Regions from separate parts of the Mus musculus genome. Here region 1 is linked to region 2. Evidence: chromatin loops called from intact Hi-C (ENCODE). Cell type or tissue: heart. All regions are shown on one strand. Each heading gives the region's core, and the rest is flanking DNA. Links, peaks and the distances in the headings are about the cores only. Region 1 overlaps Wdpcp (WD repeat containing planar cell polarity effector). Region 2 overlaps Ehbp1 (EH domain binding protein 1).

Region 1 (2,920 bases), core at 310-2,809, 570 kb before region 2:
GCAAGCTGATGGATCTTTGCTCCCTCCTCTACTGTTTTTGTTTGTGCATTAAGGGGTTTAGGGCATAATTACATATATAAGAGGACTCTTGGGAAAAAGTCCCATTCCATGGAAAAATGTTTTCATACACACATGCACGCACACACACTCACACATGCCCACACAGCAAGTAGTTTCAGAGGTTTAGCTCCTGTGAGGGTTAAATAAAATAATGGTTATAAAGTGCACTCAGCAGTATCTGCAAATGCTATCCACCCTTGGCCCCAGTGTATTAGCAGAGTTCTTTATCTTCCAAGTCTGACGGGAGCCACAGGAAAAAAAGTTTTAAAGTGTGTGTGTGTGTGTGTGTGTGTGTGTGTGTGTGTGTGTGTGAAGCGAACGATTTCAAAGTATACAACTATCATGTTGCATGAGCTACCCCCCTTTTTATAAGAAGCGCATCTTTCAACAGCTACTAAGGTTTGTTTTTTAGAGGAGGGGGTGGCAATCTGTCATCGAAGTGTTGACAAGTGAAACTGACAAGGCTGAGTTGGTGCAGCTGCAGGGCACTTCAGTACTTTCCAGTGTCTCTCCTATTTGTAGAGAAAGGCTTTCTGTATTTCTTTCATTTTTTTTCTCACTTTGATTTATATACTTTTTAAAACAGTAATTCTGAATTGACAAATTACTTCAGTATTAAAGCGTTGGTTTAGATAAGAGCTTTCAGTGTTCTCTTGTCTTTAACTGAGCCTTAAGAACTATTTCTGAATTTTAATTTATTTTCTCTTCAAAGCCACACTCTCTCTATGTATTCAAGTATAACGTAAAATTATATTTATAGTTATAATTTAGAATGAATTACCATTATCATATAACAAACATTTCTATTTTGTCTTTTTATTGTTGTGATTAAAGTACAGCCTTGAAAACCACTAGTAAGTCCATACTTTTGAAGTTGAGAAAGGTGGGTACCAGAGTCGGCTGCTGATGGGAGGTTATTGTTCTTCCCATGCTGCCATTTGCTTATGCAAGCATCCTTTTTGTCTTCCAAACATGCCCAAAGTAAACTTTACTGATAATTTTGCAAGGTCATGGAAAAGAAGCACTTGAGCTAGAATAATAGAAAACTGTGTGTAGCAAAATATTTAAAATGAGCACCAGCAAACAAGATGTTTGTATTAATAGGAGCCCAGAAAATGGCTGTGCAAAGGTCAGCACTGATCTTTAAATATTAGTGAAATTTAATTTGTTGCATGTAATGAGTAGAAAGAAGAGAAGGCAGGCTTCAGCGAAGAAGCCATTGATAAATTGTCTAAATGTCAAAACTGCTTACCATGTGGAAAATGTTAAATTGACAAGATATATTTAACTAAGTGAATTAAACAGTTTGAAGAATGCTCTAGAGAAATATTTTCCAAATTTAAGTACAACAGGAGACTTAGAAAGTTTTTTGTTTTTTTTTTAATTTGGCCACAGTTTATTTCATGGAAGTAAATGGAGTCCTTCTTTTCCTTCAAGGAATAGAGTTTCCTTTGCTCTCGTTTAGTAAGACTGATGTACAGATTTCTGAGGACTTAGAAAGAGATCACTGTTTGCTTCATCCAGAAATAGCAAATGACCTGCTCTTGCAGCAGTAAAGAAACCATCCCTGGCTGGGCGCCTTATCTTTTTGGCACTTTGGAGGCTGTTAGCTGAATGGAGTTCAGAGAGCTGGGTCATGACCAATTCTTTAAAAGAGAAACTGTAGTTTCTCATTGTCTTCATGTGTAAGGCTTATAAAACCTAAGTGATAATCATCTCCAATGTTTGTAGTGTCATTAGTACACTATGGGAAAAAGAAAGTTGGGCATAAGATAGGAATGTGCAATTCTTGGAGGAAACAGAGTATTTTGAAATATGTGAAACCATGTTTGATCATATTAATGAATAAGAAAATAAAACCTACAAGTAAAAGAATATATTTTTTTTCACTTATCAGATTGAAACAGTGTAAAACTTTGACAGTGCTTCAAAGTGTTAAGGATGGGGGTGGGGAGAGGAAGTCCTGAGTTGAGTGACAGTTTTATATGATACAATCATTATGGATGCTACCACAGCATAAAGTTTTAGTATGTCTTTTCATGGTACTATTATTTGCAAGGCACATGTTAGAAACGTGTTGCTGTTTAGTAAGGGAATGGTTAAGTCAGTTATGATCACGTTCAATGGAACATGAGTATCCTTTCTGGGCTGATCAGTGAAAAGCAGCAAAATATATGTACAGTAAAACATTGGTTTACAAAGCCCTAAAACAAGTTAGGCACGAGTGTGCACATGTGAGTGCACCAAGGGATTCTGAAAGGACACACGGCACTGCACACTATGCTCAGACTCCTTTCAGAGTGGGAGGAGCTTCATGTTTATATGCGTTGTTTGCTTTTAGAACACAAGGAATACTGGAGGTGGTCGTTTCAGGTTCCATCTCCCCACTGTTGGGCATTTCTGCTAATGTCATCTCCATTGGCTTCTGGGAGCCTCCCACATTTCTGGGTCTTTCTAGTGGCTAACACCTACCCCCCTTTTTTCCTTCCCCCCCTTTCACGGCTGCATATTTCTATTCGTTTTTCCTGGCCCTCTAGGCTTCTCACCTGTCTCTTCTCATACCTGATCCTACCCCTCCTTTCTCCCTCCCCCTCCCCTCCCCCACCCAGGTCCCTCCCTTTTTTTGCTTCCTGTGATTATTTTGTTCCCCTTCTAAGTGGGATTGAAGCATCTACACTTGGGCTTTCCTTCTTGTTAAGCTTCATATGGTCTGTGAGCTGTATCATGGGTATTCTGAACTTTTTGGCTAATATCCATTTATCAGTGAGTTCATATCATGCATGTTCTTTTGGATCTGAGTTACCTCACTCGGGATGATATTTTCTTTTCTTTTATTCTTTTTTCTTTTTCTTTTTCTTTT
Region 2 (2,920 bases), core at 96-2,595:
TTCTGTGTTTGCTAGGCCCCGGCATAGCCTCACAAGAGACAGCTATATCAGGGTCCTTTCAGCAAAATCTTGCTAGTGTATGCAATGGTGTCAGCGTTTGGAGGCTGATTATGGGATGGATCCCCGGGTGGGGTAGTCTCTTGATGGCCCATCCTTTCATCTCAGCTCCAATCTTTTTCTCTGTAACTCCTTCCATGGGTGTTTTGTTCCCAATTCTAAGAAGGGGCAAAGTGTCCACATTTTGGTCTTCGTTCTTCAGCAAGCAGTATCTTACAGAACTGTATTATACCTAATATTCCCAGAGGGCGACTATACCTAATATCCCCAGAGGGCCACAGCAAGCCTGCAGTACCTGCTGTGAGTAATGGAGGCACTGGAATGGCATGATCATTACATCACATATAGATTAAACTATAGGTTTCATTTAGAAGTCAAGGCTGTTGGTACAACAAAAGTAAGTGCATAGCATGCAAAAGTAATAAAATCATTTCTGAGGAGTAAAACAAGAATAGCTGTTTTTCCTCATTAAAGGAAGGGGAAAGCAGTCTCTGCTGAGTAAGCAGGTTAAATTTGAAAAGAGTGTTCACTGGGATACGCAGCAGCTTGGTCCTCTAAGCAGCTTGGTCCTCCAAGCAGAGTTCTCTACAGCATCATCAAGGCTGAGCGGCCAATCAATAGGATATGTGCAGCACCCTCCCACTTCACTCAGTTCAGGTTTCTAAATTGGGAAAGTTTGATTTTAAAGAATTAAGCATCACAAACAGGAACTGCTTACAACAACACTCTCTACTGGGCACACCGAACGGTTTGAGTAAGACTCCTACCAATATTAGATATAGTATTAGGAAAGTGCAGAGGCATTCTTAAAAACCAACCCCGGTATTTTCAGCAGCATCAGAACTCAATTGTTCTATAGCTATAAAAACACCCTTAGTGTGCAGATGAACGACAGCAATTCTAAGCCACTGAACAGTAGGCATTCCTTAATAATCCTTTTCTCTTGGCACCAAAACAAAACCACCTCTAAAAGAAAAGCACACGTCTCCTCCAAGCCCTCCTTCTGAAACACAATGGCATTCTGATATAAAGAAACTACCACACTGTATCCCCATCACAACCCTAAGGAGTTGCTACTTAAATATTACCAGTGCTCTGTGAATCATTCTATATTAAAATTAGATGGGTCTAAATATCACACATATAAAAAAGCATTGTTTGACACAGTGCCATTTTGATGATAAATTGCAATCTATAGCTCAAATAATTCTACCTAGGGATTAACATTTCAGAGGCTGAGCCCAAGATTATATGTGTGAATCTTGAATTTCATCATCTCCCTTTGGCACAATAGCTTATTCTTCCTTTTTTCATCTATTCTCTCATGAAGGGTCAGAGAAGCTTAGCCTTGCTGTTGCCTTCATTTCATCTCTACATTAACCAGATACCTTGCAGTCTCTTTAGCTCTTATGTGTTATTTCATTGCAAATACTCCCCTGAACTGAGCTACTGCTAATGAGGTTGGTACCAAATCAAAGGGTGCCATCAAGTGGCTATAATACTCTCAACAGCATTACACTGAATGATGGTTCCAGGAAGGCTTTCTTCCCCACAGACAAGCTGTGCCGCTCTGCTAGGAGAGAATGCATGAAGGGAGGAGGGAGGAACTCTCCATACTAACTTTTACTTTATTCCCTATCCTTCCAAGATTGCTTTTCTGCATATTACACTTACAAAGTACAACTTCAGAGTCATGGTTAGGAATAATGCTCAGGACAAAATATTATCAAATGATATTAACCACAATTCAAGCAGAGCAGCACTACTGAGAACTAAATAATTCTATTAAAATTCATGGCTAGATTGATAGGAGCTTACTTTTGAATATAAGCAATGGCATATATACTTTAAAATAAATAATACAGCATCCTGCCTGATCCACTCCCTAGGATAAGGCTATCAAATAGCTGCTGTTATTGGAGACATTATATGTAGCCATGCCTAACTGCTAATAAGCAAGCCAGAGTTTGAAATACTTTCTTCAATTTGCTATTACAGTCACACCTTAGAATTTGGGGCTCTTTTTCTTCAAAATTATGTCTGTCCTCTTTTTGTTCCATGTTATTTGGAGAGGTGGGTTTACTTTAGCTCACAGCTCCTCAGTACAGCCAGTCAGCAGAGATAATGCCTAGCAGCAGAAGCTTCTAGAAGCAGAGGAAGAGGCAGCGGTGGTGCTCAGCTTTTTTTTTTTGGGGGGGGGGGCTTTTTATACAGTCTAAGATTGCAGCCCAGGCAATGGTTCCACCAACTGTTGATGGGTCTTCCCAGCTCAATAACCCTAATCAAGACAATCCCCATGGGGCCAGCAAGACAAGGATCAGAGTTCCATTCCTAACACACACACATCACAAGTTTAAGAAGAAAGGAAGACTTACCTGTGAGTATGAGGCCAACCTGATCTACATAGTGAGTTACAAACCAGTCAAATCTACCTAGTGCTCCCCCCACCAAAAAAGTAATCATTTTTAAAAGACAGTCCCCTATAAACCTGCCCAGAGACCCGTCCCCCCGGAGGGTCTAGATCTCATACACTTAAAGCAGATGAACCACGGCACTGGTGCATGGTGAGGCCTCAGGCTCACCTGCTAAACAGGACACTGTTCTGCCACTGCTTCCTCCCCACCCTCTTTTTACTTTCCATTTTGAGACCCTTTCTCTAAGCCTCTCAGTCTAGCCTAGAATTCACTGCTCAGTCTGGACTTCTACTTATCCTCCAGCCTCAGCCTCCCAAGTAGCTGAGACCAGGAGAGTAGTAGCACGCGCCTTTAGTCCCAGCACTCGGGAGGCAGAGGCAGGCAGATGTCTGAGTTTGAGGCCAGCCTGCTCTACAGAGTGAGTTCCAGGATAGCCAGGGCTACACTGA

The links. Hi-C counts contacts between places; a loop is a spot of excess contacts. Peaks named below come from ENCODE experiments on the same cell type or tissue, not always from the same donor. Only the 100,000 strongest peaks of a DNase experiment are listed, where the experiment ranks them.
Region 1: a loop joins it to region 2, with 4 times the contacts of the local background. A loop is called at or near these places in 7 of 42 quality-filtered maps.

Annotation. Positions count from the first base shown.
Region 1 is chr11:21,638,101-21,641,020 of GRCm38, forward strand. All of the region lies in intron 1 of Wdpcp (WD repeat containing planar cell polarity effector), which reads left to right. Among named protein-coding and RNA genes, the nearest start is that of Wdpcp, 67 kb to the left of the region's middle. In heart, for the core only: no CTCF peak of the experiment used is centred there; a DNase peak (open chromatin) is centred at 1,641; H3K27ac peaks cover 1,782 bases.
Region 2 is chr11:22,205,278-22,208,197 of GRCm38, forward strand. The region is part of intron 5 of Ehbp1 (EH domain binding protein 1); the gene reads right to left. Among named protein-coding and RNA genes, the nearest start is that of Ehbp1, 80 kb to the right of the region's middle. In heart, for the core only: a CTCF peak has its summit at 1,552 (motif pointing left); no DNase peak of the experiment used is centred there.